Linked DNA regions of Homo sapiens: region 2 is linked to region 1. The links are chromatin contacts, found by Hi-C or POLR2A ChIA-PET in ENCODE. All regions are on one chromosome and are shown on one strand. Each heading gives the region's core, a stretch centred on a gene start or an enhancer-like site at or near the end of the contact. The rest is flanking DNA. Distances are from core to core; before and after follow the strand shown.

Evidence for each region. A loop is a pair of places that touch in the nucleus more often than their neighbours do. ChIA-PET counts read pairs that join two places held with the same protein, here RNA polymerase II (POLR2A). Pooled maps may share reads with other maps.
Region 2: a loop to region 1 is called in a map of CD4-positive, alpha-beta memory T cell, with 6 times the contacts of the local background. The contact joins two enhancer-like sites. A Hi-C loop is called at or near these places in 2 of 168 maps with a recorded cell type or tissue (CD4-positive, alpha-beta T cell and CD4-positive, alpha-beta memory T cell), 5 of 37 single-sample maps with no recorded cell type and 3 of 50 pooled maps. POLR2A ChIA-PET finds 5 or more read pairs at or near these places in 2 of 52 experiments (activated T-cell and naive thymus-derived CD4-positive, alpha-beta T cell).

The regions. Positions count from the first base shown.
Region 1 is chr5:87,228,463-87,234,944 of GRCh38, forward strand. All of the region lies in intron 2 of LINC01949 (long intergenic non-protein coding RNA 1949), which reads right to left. All of the region lies in intron 2 of LOC101929380 (a long non-coding RNA gene), which reads left to right. Among named protein-coding and RNA genes, the nearest start is that of LINC01949, 7.5 kb to the right of the region's middle. RefSeq lists an enhancer at 2,617-2,986. Within about 2 kb of position 2,634, at least 2 of the 41 ENCODE cell types and tissues checked have a DNase peak (open chromatin) inside an H3K27ac peak, as active enhancers do.
Region 2 is chr5:87,299,520-87,306,001 of GRCh38, forward strand. All of the region lies in intron 1 of RASA1 (RAS p21 protein activator 1), which reads left to right. LOC124901022 (a long non-coding RNA gene) reads left to right here. Exons shown (of 2, transcript XR_007058861.1): 2 at 5,674-6,482. It also overlaps the pseudogene RNU6-606P. Among named protein-coding and RNA genes, the nearest start is that of RASA1, 35 kb to the left of the region's middle. RefSeq lists enhancers at 258-758, 759-1,259. Within about 2 kb of position 2,697, at least 2 of the 41 ENCODE cell types and tissues checked have a DNase peak (open chromatin) inside an H3K27ac peak, as active enhancers do.

The DNA of each region.
Region 1 (6,482 bases), core at 1,384-3,883:
AGGAAAACCAGGACGATGATGTCACAGAGCCAAGGGAAGAAAGGCTTTAAGGAGAGTGTTTTGCTGGGTCTAATGCTGCCAAGGCATCAAATGAGGTAGGAAGAGAGGAGTTGGGTTTGGCAATGCAGAGACTGTGGGAGACCTTGACAAAGGTCCACCTCACTGCAGAGGTGGAAACAGAAGCTACATTAGAATGGGGTGAATAATTAATTGGAAGAAAGAAAGTGGTGATAGTGAACATTGATAACATGTTTAAGATGTTAAATAGAAGAATTAAAAGTAATAGGGCAGTATCCAGAAAATAAGATGGAATCAACAGAAGTGTGTTTACTTTTTTTTTTTTTTAACATGGGGCATGTCAGATACGTTAATAGGTATGATCTAACAGAAAGGGTGAGAGTGATGCTGCTAGATAGAGGAGCAGAGGAGCAAATACTCCTAGTCCATGACAAGCAAGAGGGGATTAAATCCAGAGAAAAATAGGAAGATTTGCATTTGATAATGGCAGAGATATTTCCTTCACTGTAACAAAAAGGACAAAGTTTCTGTTTGGTTAGATTTCGTGTGGGAAGATGAGGGAGTTTACCTTCAATGTTTTCTATTTTCTTTTCCCTTTTCTTTCTTTTTTTTCTTCTGCTTCTTCTTTTTTTTTTTTTTTTTTTTTTTTTTTTTTTTTTTTTTTGAGACAAGGTATCACTTTGCTGCACAGGTTGAAGTACAGTGGTACAGTCATGGCTCACTGTAGCCTTCACAAACCCAGTCATTTGGACTCCTAGGTTCAGGCAATCCTCCTGCCTCAGCCTCCAGAGTAGCTGGGACTATAGGCATGCTTCACCATGCCTGGCTAATTTTTTTTTTTTTAAATAGGGACATGATCATGCTATGTTGACCAGGCAGGTCTGGAACTCCTAGGCTCAAGCAATCTTCCCACTTTAGCCTCCCAAAATGCTGGGATCACAGGCTTGAGTCACTGTGCCCAGCGGATACCTTCTGTTTTCTCAGTTAAGCAGGGAAGGTGTGTGAAGGGTGAAGTGCAGGTTTTCAACTGTCATCTGAGAAAGTCAAAAGCAAATCTGCTAGAAAAACATACAAGAATGGTAGGCAGTATTGAATGGCTAGTTGAAGTTTTTGTGATGAATTTCAAGTGTTATCAGTCACCCTAGTATTTTCTACCAATGTTAAGCTACTGAAGTTCAAACAAGGAAAACAGTAGTTTGCAGATTACAATAGGGCTAAAGAACTGCAGCAATGGAAGACTCAGGTAAATGAATTAGAAGAACAGGAGGTGATGGTCATAAAGTAGGATGCTTCAAATAAAGAATTACCAGGTGGTTTCATTAGTGGTGATAAGTTCCAGTGGTCTTGTGATAGGTGGCAAAGGTGGGATAGAGGAAAACATTGAAAGAGGAGAGGTCAAGGAATAGAGAAGCTAAAGTTCAGAGTGTTTCTTCTACATGGTTCTTGGAATCACTAAGAACAATGACAGGAATGAAGATGTACAGGAAGGCAGTGAGTCAGTAGTTGAAGTATTAAGTGAATGAAGAGAAATGATTAGGAAGGTAGATAGGAATTACCGCCAAGAAGTCATGGGTAGTAAAACCGGATAGGAAAACACAGAGTACTTGATCAGCTAAGATTGGAAGGATATTGTCCTAAAGACAATGTATCATGGCTCTTTATATATATATATTTGTTTATATTTATATATAATATATGATATATATTTATATATAATACATATTTATATATAAATATGTATTTTAAATATATTTATTTATATTATATATATCATATATATTCAGTTACATACATATGTGACTATGAATAACTCTACAATGTGTTTTCATTTTTTAATCATATGCTCTTATCAATCAAGGATTCTGAGCATATAATATTTATAAATCACAAATATGCTACTCTGCAGATAGTTATTACAAAAGAAATTTTATAGGATTAAATATATACATCAAATAAACTAAGCCTAATATTTCAAACATCTTTACTCTCACTAGAAAATTATTAATCATTTTATAATTGAAAATACTTTATTTTTAAAAACCTTGATTTAAACTTTGGAATCAAGTGATTTGAAAGTCCGGTACTAAGTTTAGTTTACATCAGTACATGATTTTAATGATTTTCCTAACTGAAAAAGAAACCTCACAAAAACATTTGTGTGCAAATGAAATGTATCTCTGGCTGTGTTTACCAAATTCTGATACTCATTTTTTAATCCTACTTAGCAACTATACAAAAGTTTTCATAACTTTCATATAATAAATATCAATTTATCCTGATGTCACTAAACTTTTCTATAAACTAATAAAAAGTTATAATATTCTTATGTAATAAATGAATTTAAAACTCACTGAATTCTTTATGTGAAAGATTTAGAATAAATTAGAAAAATCTTGTTAGGCATGCTGATAAGGGGATTTTAAAGAAGCTGTAATAATTTTTAGCTGTATCACTTAAAAATGGAAAATTTTTCAGTTTATATTCAAAATGCCCTTTTCATAGCACAAATTTCTTTCAAAAACAAGATACTTTTTAATAATTGCTAAAATACTATTTTTTTTATCTGTGAGAGATTAAATATAAGGACTGTTTTTGTTGTTTGAGACAGGATCTGGCTCTGTTGCCCAGGCAACAGTTGTGCAGTGATACAATCTTGGCTCACTGAAACCTCTACCTCTTGGGCTCAGGCAATCTTCCCACGGCTCACTGAAACCTCTACCTCTTGGGCTCAGGCAATCTTCCCACGGCTCACTGAAACCTCTACCTCTTGGGCTCAGGCAATCTTCCCACCTCAGTTTCCTAAGCAGCTGGGACTACAGGCGTGCACCACCACACCTGGCTAGTTTTTATATTTTTGGTAGAGATGAGGTTTCGCCACATTACCCAGGCTGATCTCAAACTCCCAAGCTCAAAGGATCCACCCGCCTGAATCTCCCAAAATGCTGGGATTACAGGTGTAAGCCACTGTGCCTGGCCAAGGTTTTTTGTTGTTGTTGTTGTTTGGTTTGTTTGTTTGTTTTTCTTTCTATAAAGCTGCTTGGTAAAATACATACTTAGAACAATTGGGTTTTTTGTGTGTGATGGAAAATGACTCACACATCTTGGCCTCACTAGTCTTTGGGGACTCTGTGTACTTATTCCAACAGCCATTGCAGCAACATACAGGTATGTGTGACTTGTGTGACTTCACAAGGTACAAACTGCTAGCACCTCTCCTCCCATCCTGGGATTCTCTTTTAATGCTAAGGCATAAGATGCCACCACATGATTCCTTGGCATTCACATATGTACAAGTCCAAAATGTGGGAGAATCAAAGCTCCATGGGGTGAAACTTTGTATTAGTTAGGGTTTTCCAGAGAAACAGGACTATTAGGTTGGTGTAAAAGTAATTGCGGTTTTTGCCATTACTTTTAGTGGTAAAACCACAATTACTTTTGCACCAACCTATAATAGGGGTGTGTGTGTGCATGTGTGTACACATAAAGAGAGATGTATTATAAGAAATTAGTAAGAAATTAGCTCATGAGATTATGCTAAGATGTCCTATGTTCTGCCATTTACCTGGAGACCCAGGAAAGCCATTGTGGTATTGTGAAATATATATCTGGTCTTCTTCCCTGTTTCCTGGCATACAGATACTAAAACCCTTAGAATTTCAGAAATGATGGATTATCTTTTGTATGTTAATGAGATAACCAGTAGGTGTGGAACCCTAGATAGCTTCAGGATGGGAGCTGGTTGCCAGAAAGACCAAGACATAATTAGAGGATTGAGACTTTCAGCCCTAACCTATGGAGAAGGGAGAGGGGCTGAAGATTGAGTTGGCCATCAACAATGGCCAATGATATAATCAATCATGCCTATGCAATGAAGCCACCATAAAAACTCAAAAAGGCAGAGTTTGGAACAGCTTCTGGGTAGCTGAACATGTGAAAGTTTCTGGAAAGTAATGTGCCAGTGAGAGCATGAAAGCTCCATGTCCCTTCTTCCATACTTTAATCTATACACTTTTCCATCTGGTTGTTCATCTGTATTTTTTATAATGTCCTTCATAATAAGTGGGTAAATGTAAGTGTCTCCCTGAGTTATGTGAGAACCTCTAGTAAGTTAACAGAAACTGAGAAGGAGAGTCATGGGAACCCTGATTTATGGCTGCTCTGTCGGAAGCACAGGCCACAACCTGGGGCTTGCAGTTGGCATCTGAAGTGGAGGACACTCTTGGGGGACTGAGCACTCAACCTGTGGGGTCTGATGTTATCTCCAGGTACACAGTGTTAGGATTGAATTGAACTACACGACACCCAGCTTGTGTCTGCTGGAGGAGTGCTTGCTTGGTGTGTGGAGAGATAACCTCACACATCTGGCCTCTGAAGTGTTGGATTGAGTATGTTAGTACAGAGTCTGAAAAACATTTGGGTTTGTTTTTCCCATGTATTATAGCCAGAAATGTAGTTCTGGAAAGCTGATGGTGCCAATTTCAGGGTAGGTCTGAAGACCTGAGAACCAGGAGCACTCAGGGAAAAGATTGATGCCTCAGCTCAAGCAGTCACACAGAGAGCAAATTCAACCTTCCTCTACCTTTTTGTTCTATTCAGGCCCTCAACAGACTGCATGATGCCCATCCACACTGGGAAGAACAATCTGCTTTACTTGATCTACTGATTTAAATGCTAATCTCTTCTAGAAATAACTTCACAGGCACCTCTAATAATGTTTTACCATGTATCTGGACATCCGGTATCCCAGTTAGGTTGACACATAAAATTAATAATCACAAGTTTTGGCCAAGAGAAGAAGGCCAGAAGATTATTACTTCCCCATTTCTCCTCCCAAGGGACTCTCCTGGGAAGATGAAGTCACTTATAAAGCCTCTAAGAAGATGGCCACATGAGACTGAGCCATGGCATTTGACACTAGTAGCGGCATTCTGGTTAATGCAGCTTTGTATTGGCTCTCTCTCTCATTTCTTGCCACATTCTTGTTTTGCTTCATCCTGGGCCTAAGGATTGCATTACAGATGAGGATATAACATATAATCCTTCCCCTCAGTCTCTAAACCCAAGTTAATAGAAATACTTTTTCCTGAGGTAAAGAATGAACCCCTTATTGTATAAAATATGCTCATGGTAACACCTCCTCAAATTACAAAGTATTTCAGGTAACATAGGAGATATACAGCAGGTCCTCCTGGTATATGATTCAATGTCATTTTGTTACAATGTTGATGAGAAAAAAAATGTATTCCTGGCTGAGGTCACTATCTGTGTAGAGTCTGCCTGCGTGTTCTCCCCATGTCTGTGTGGGTTTTCTCTGGGTACTCTGGTTCCTTCCCACATCCCAGTGATGTGCACATTAGGTTAATTGGCACATCTAAATTGTCCTGGTCTGAGTGAGCGTGGATGTGAACGTGCTCTGCGATGGGATGGTGTCCTCTCCAGGGCTGGTTCCTGCCTTGAGCACTGAGCTGCCAGGAAAGGCTCCAGCTACCGGCAACCCTGAACTGGAATAAGCAGGTAAATAATTATCTTACTTGTTTTTATTAACTTTAAATGTATGTGTAGCTCACATTTATTTCAATGTTTATTATTAGAAGTGTTTTGGTCTTTATTTAGAAGTTTGGTGGGTTTTGTGACCAGAAATATGCTATAGATACTTAACTTTGGTTTATATTTATCCTATGGTAAAATCGGTTTTGCTGTACACTGTTTTGGTTCAAGTCAGTTTCCAAGAACCTACTGACAATGTTAGTGAGGACGTACTATAATCATCTGATCCATTTAACCAAGTACATTTAATTGCAATATGTGGTAACATAATTTTACATAAATGTGGTGCCAGTGTAAAATCTTCCAGTGTAAATCCTGTGTGGGATTTGTTTCTTAGGCATACCTTACATATTGTATATAAAATGGGACCATCAGACAAAAAAGCCTGATTTTGTCAGTATCAATTAATATATTAAACACAAGTAAAGCTTAATATCTCTGTCTCTCTACCTAGCTATATTTAGAATTGACTTGCATGCCTTCTTGGGAGTATACATCCCCATTTTGGAGACAGGTGTTCTAGAAGCTTCACAGTCAATGCCTATATGGCAACAATTCCCTCCGTAGTAGTGGTGAAGTCATGAGACATCAATGTCCTACATGAAAGAGATAGTTATAGCCCAATAGATGGGGAAAATAATATAAATTTAGAGAACTAATTTTAATCACCTCCTAGGAAGATAGAGTGCAAAGCTTTTTGAAGCAAAGACCCCTCTCTCACAGTATGTGTTAATTTCTTATTCAGCATTTAGGTGTAAATTGTTCATTTTGAAATAAATTGTTCTATCAAATGACCTGGGTATCATCTACCACTAATTTTATCTTTTAAGTATAGCTATTAATCATAAGCTTTAATTCAAAATATTTAGCACTATACATGTTTTTATCAGAGATCTATTTAAATTTTACTTACTCTA
Region 2 (6,482 bases), core at 1,447-3,946, 71 kb after region 1:
TTCTCTTTTCTTTTTTATTGTCTATATGTAAGGTACACAACATAATGTTTTGATATGCATATATGTAGTGAAGTAATTACTACAGTCAAGTAAATTAACATATCCCGCATCTCCCATAGTTAACCGTTTGTGTGTGTGTGTGTGTGTGTGTGTGGTAAGAGTGCCTAAAAAATATGGAATGCTTCACAAATTTGCATGTCATCCTTGAGCAGGGGTCATATTGATCTTTTCTCTATTATCATCCCAATTTTTAGTATATGTGCTGCAGAAGTGAGTACTGTATATGGTTCTTACAAAGAAGGGGAACGTTTGACACCTGCTTTCTGGTGGTAGGTGTGATGTTGATGTGAATTGTTCCAGGAGTCAGAAACCTATATAGATGTTGAAAGAATAAATCAGTATGCAAGGGAATGGTGTGTTAACATTATGTAGAGGCAACAGTGCTAAGGAGTTATACTATTTTCTTATAATTTTTTTCCTTTGGACACTATAATATGTGGTGAAGGGATGACCAATAAAACAAGAATAATAGATATTTAGTGTTGCTTATTAAGAGTTAAGCGGAGGGCTGGGTGCAGTTGGCTCATGCCTGTAATCCCAGCACTTTGAGGGGCCAAAGGAGAGAGGATTGCATGAGCCCGGGAGTTAGAGACCAAACCGAGCAACATAGGGAGACCCTGTCTCTACAAAAAATAAAAATAAAAAGTTTAGCAGGGCATGGTGGTAGCACACTTGTGGTCCCAGCTACTTGGGAGGCTGGGGTAGGAAGTTCACGTGAGCCCAAGTGGTTGAGCTTGCAGTGAGTTCTGATCTTGCCACTGCACTCTCACTCGCTTGGATGACCAAGCGAGATATGTCTCATAAGCTGGGCAGGGTGGCCTCTGCGTGTAATCCTAGCTACTTGGGAGGCTGAGGTGGGAGAACTGCTTGAGGCCAGGAATTTGAGACCGCCCTTAACAACCTAACAAGACCCTGTCTCAAAAAAATATTAAAATAAAAAGAGTTAGATGGATTACAAGAAAGCTTCCCTAGCTGGTAAGTTTATCCTGCTTACTAATGACAGAAATATAGTTGAAACATGATAGAATAAAGTTTTGGATGAAATCTTATGCAATTATTTATAAGGTAATATCTACAATTTAATTATTTTGTTGTAAGGATGTTAAAATGAGTTTTAGAATAATGCATACTATTAGAAGAGCTTTTTATATGAAAAGAAAATATTCAGATTTTTTGTTATTGAAAAAGTTTAAAAGATGATTATATGATTAAAATTTACATAGTTAACGAACAGAGAAAATGAAAAATGGTGACAAAATCCTGAGAGGTATAAAACTACATATGCCAAAGAGGCAGATGCATGAATTTCTGTCCTGTCTCTGACCTTAGTGGGCATGAGGCATTAGTCACGGAAAGGCAGAAAAGATGAGGCAGGGTTAGGTCCTGGCTGTGAGTCACCCATTGACTCAGCTGTTAGTACCAACCACTTAGTCTTAGGCTGCTGAATGGGACATAAGTGAATTTTCAAGTTACCACTGTTGTGGCCTCTACAAACATTTGGCAGTATTGGGGGGTTAAGGGAGATTAAGTCCAAGACAATATAACAGATGAGGGAGAGGGTAACAGCTGGACAACACATTGTTATAAAGTGTTTAGTGTAGATATAATTTTGACTGTCTAATGTTTTATTTATGTATATGTATAATTACATATAATATATATGCACATACTAATTTTAAAGCATGCTCCCTTTAGTGTTGAAATGAAAGTTTTAGTATAGAGTTTTTCTGTATTTAGAATTACTTTTTTTCCCTTGGGTATACTTTTTCTTGAAGTATAACACATATAAAGCATAGTATCTTCAGTGTTCAGCACAATGAATTTTAACAAGTGGGTGTACCTGTGTAATCCATACTTAAAGAACCCCAGAATATTATCAGCATCTTAGATGTCTTTTTGTGCCTACTTTCTGCCTAATACACACACCACCTCTTCCTGAAAAACAAAATTCTAACTTCTTGTATCCTAGATTATTTCTGACTTTTTGAGTTTTATATAATAAAATTGAATCACATACAGGTTGAGTTTCCCTTAATGCTTAGGACCAGAAGTGTTTCAGATTTCGTATTTTTGGGGGGCTTTATTTGCATTATACCAGTTGAGCATCCTTAATCTGAAATCCAGATATTCCAATGAGCATTTCCTTTGTGTGTCATGGTGGTCCTCAAAGTTTCAGATTTTGGAGCATTTTGGATTTCAATTTTCAGATTAGGGATACTCAACCTTTACTATCTATTCTTTTGTGTGTTACTTTGTTATGTTTATGAGATTTATTCATGTTGTTGCATGTGACACTATTTCACTCATCTCCATTGCTTGTGTTACATTGTGACTATACCAACAGTGTATTATCCTTTTCTACTAGTGATGGACATGACATTTAGGGTGTGTCTAGTTTGACTATTACAGATAGCATTGCTATGAATTTTCTGATAATGACTTTTAATGAACATGTATAGACATTTATGTTATACACCTAGGATTAGAATTGCTGGGTCATAGGATGTTCATATAATAAGCTTGGTAGGTATTGCTGAATAGTTTTGCAAAGTGTTTGTACCCATTTAAATTCTGAGTAGCAACATGTGAGAATTTCAGTTGCTCTACATTCTTGTGAACATTTAGTATTGTTTACCCTTTTCATTGTAGTGATGTAGGTGGGTTGGTGGTGTAATAGCTCTTGTGGTTTTAATTTTTATTTTCTTGATGTGATGACTAATGGAAGTGTGTATTTTTTCATATGTTCATTGGTCATTTCTATAACCTCTTTCATGAAGAGGTTATAGTTCAAGTCTTCAAGTCTTCTGTCCAGTTTTCTATTGGTTTTTCTTTTTTTGTATTTATTTCTGGTTATTCTCTGTCTTGGCTATGAGTCTTTTGATGAGTATATATCTTATAGAAATCTTCAATTTCGCACTGTTGTTTTTTTAACAGAAGTTAATTTTATCAGTTTTTTCTCTCTTTGTGGTCGAAGTGTAACACACATAAAGCATAGTATTCTATATACTATAGTATACTATACTGTATAGTATAGTATACTATACTAAAGCATAGTATTCTAAGTGTTCAACGCAATGAGTTTTAACAAGTGGATGTACCTGTGTAATCCATACTTAAAGAACCCCAGAATATTATCAGCATCCTAGATATCTTTTTGGGCCTGCTTTCTGCCTAATACGCACACCACCTCTTCCCGAATAAACAGAATTCTAACTTCTCACATCCCAGATTATTTCTGACTTTTTCAGCTTTATATAATAACATTGAATCATAAACAGGTTGAGGTTTTTGGAGTCATGTTTAAGAAATCTTTGCATGCTCGAAGGAGATGAACGTATTTGCCTGTGTTTTTTTCTAGATGCTTTATTGTCTTTTTCTTTTAGACGTACATATGGAATTGATTTTTGTGAATGGAGCAAGGAAGAGGTCAAGATTCATTTAAAAACAATGTCCATATCTAGTTGACCCATTTCCGTCAAGTAAAGAGCTCATATTTTTCATACATGTGTGAGTTTGTTACATCTCACTTCTGTCCCATTAGTCTACTTGTCTATCTTTACATTAATTCTCAATGTATAATAGCACGACTAATTGTTCTTCAGTAGGACCTGTCTCTTTTTCACTAGTGAAATTGATACTTTGTGACCTTTTTCATTTGTTCAGTCTTCTTCCAGTCTATCAATTTTGTTAATCTTTCCAAGAACTAATTTTTCATTTTTTTTCCTGAAGTCTTACGTTGTACCTTTGCTTTTGATTTCATTAATTGTGTCCTATTTTTTTTTTCTGTCTTTTCAGGTTTAACTTTTTGTCTTTTCTAATTTCTTGAGGTAGATACTTAAATAATTCTTCTCAGTCTTCTTTTTTAATATAAGCATTTAAGGTTACAGATTTCCCTTCAAGCATAACTTCAGCTACGTGTCACAAATTGTTATATGACCTGTCTGCATTTGATTTCTTCACTAGCATATTGTGAAGACATATTTCCACATAAATGTCAACTTTTACAGTTTTTCTAGGGGTTAGTAATTTTTTGATTTAGTTCCCTTGAGAGAACATACTCTGAATGAATTCAGTCATTTGAAATGAGGCTCGCTTTTTGATTCAGCATATGGTTTCAGATTAATGTTCTATGTTCACTTGAAAGGTATATATATATAATTCATATATATAATTCATAATTCTAGATATGCATACACCAATTTCTAATGAATTGATTACTGTATTATTACGAAATGTCTGTTATCTTTGATACTTCTTGTCTTTTTTTTTTTTTTTTTTGAGGCAGAGTTTTGCTCTTGTCGCCCAAGCTGGAGGCGCGATCTCGGCTCACTGCAAACTGCACCTCCTGGGTTCAAGTGATTCTCCTGCCTCAGCCTCCCAAGTAGCTGGGACCACAGGCGCCCACCACTACACCTGGCTAATTTTGGTATTTTTAGTAGAGACAGAGTTTCACCATGTTGACCATAGCTGGTGTCAAACTCCTGACCTCTGGTGATCCTCCTGCCTCAGCCTCCCAAAGTTTTGGGATTACAGGCATGAGCCACTGCGCCCAGCTGATACTTCTTGTCTTAAAATCTAGTTTGTCTGACATCAGTTTTCTTTTGATTAGTGCTAGTGTGGTAAAGCATTTTGTATTCTTCTACTTTCAACATTTCTGTATTCTTACATTTAAGATACATCTCTTATAAGTGGGTTTTATTGTTTCATATAGCCTGACATCTTAGTCTTTTAGTGATTGTCCTAAAGATTACAACATGTATCATTGACTTATTACAGTCTACTGAAAATATTTACTTTTACTATTTCCCTAACAATTCTAGGAACTTAGAACATCTGAACTTCACTTATCCTTCTGCTTTTTGCATTATTGCTCTGCATGTTTATTATACACTTTTTTTTTTTTTTTGACATGGAGTCTCACTCTGTTGCCCAGGCCGGAGTACAGTGCTACAATCTCGGCTCACTGCAACCTCCGACTCCTGGGTTCATGCAGTTCTCCTGCCTCAGCCTCCCAAGTGGCTGGGATTACAGGTGTGTGCCCCCATACCCAGCTAATTTTTGTGTTTTTAGTAGAGATGAGGTTTCACCATGTTGGGGAGGCTGGTCTTGAACTCCTGACCTCAAGTGATCCACCCGCATCTGCCTCCCAAAGTGCTGGGATTGTAGGCATTAGCCATCGTGCCGGCCTATTGTACACATTTTAATATTCATTAGATATTACTGCTTTGTACAGTCAATGTTTGTTTACACATGTATTTACTCTTTATGATGCTCTTCACTTTATGCTGCATTTCCATTCTTTCCTGTAGGTTAGGAACTTTTTAACTTTTTTTTTTGGCCTGTGTAACTTCTTTTAGTCCTTTTTTTTTTTTTTTTTTTTTTTGGTAAACGTCAGTTGTCAAATATACTTTGTATTTATCTGAAAATGTACTTGTTTTTGTTTTTGAAGGATATTGTTTCTGTGCATTAGATTCTAGATTCACAGTTACTTTCTTTCAGAAATTTGAAGATATTCCATTCTCTCTGCTTTCCAGTATTTTTGTTGCAAAGTTAGCAAAAATTTTTTATCTGTTTCTTTGAATATAATGTCTTTCTGTTTTGACTACTTTTAAGATTTAGTTTTGCCAAAGAACGAAACTGGAGGCATCATGCTACCCAACTTCAAGCTATACCACAGAGCTCCTGTAACCAAAATAACATGGTACTGGTACAAGAACAGAGACATACACCGATGGAACGGAATAGAGAACCTGGAAATAAGACCTCACACCTACAACTATCTGATTTTTGACAAACTTGACAAAAACAAGCAATGGGGAAAGGACTATTAAATGGTGCTGGGATAACTGGCTAGCCATATGCAGGTTGATTGAAACTAGACCCTTTCCTTACACCATATGCAAAAATTAAGATGAAATAAAACTAAAATATAACACCCCATACTATAAAAACCCTGGAAGACAACATAGGCAGTACCATTCAGGACATAGGCCTGGGCAAAGTTTCATGAGGAAGATGGCAAAAGCAATTGCAACAAAAGCAAAAATTGGCAAATGGGATCCAGTTAAATGAAAGAGCTTCTGCACAGCAAAAGTAACTATCAACAGAGTAAACAGACAACCCACAGAATGGGAGAAAATTTTTGCAAACTACATATCTGACAGAGGTCTAATATCCAGCATCTAGAAGAACTTAAAACACATTTACGAGGAAAAGAATCCATTAAAATGTGGGCAAAGGACATGAAGAGACATGTTTCAAAAGAAGACGTACTTGCGGGCAAGAATCAGATGAAATAAAGCTCAACATCACTGATCATTAGAGAGATGTAAATCAAAGCCACAATGACACCAGTCAGCATGGGTGTTATTAAGAAGTCAGAAAATCACAGATGCTGGCGAGGTTGTGGAGAAAAAGGAATG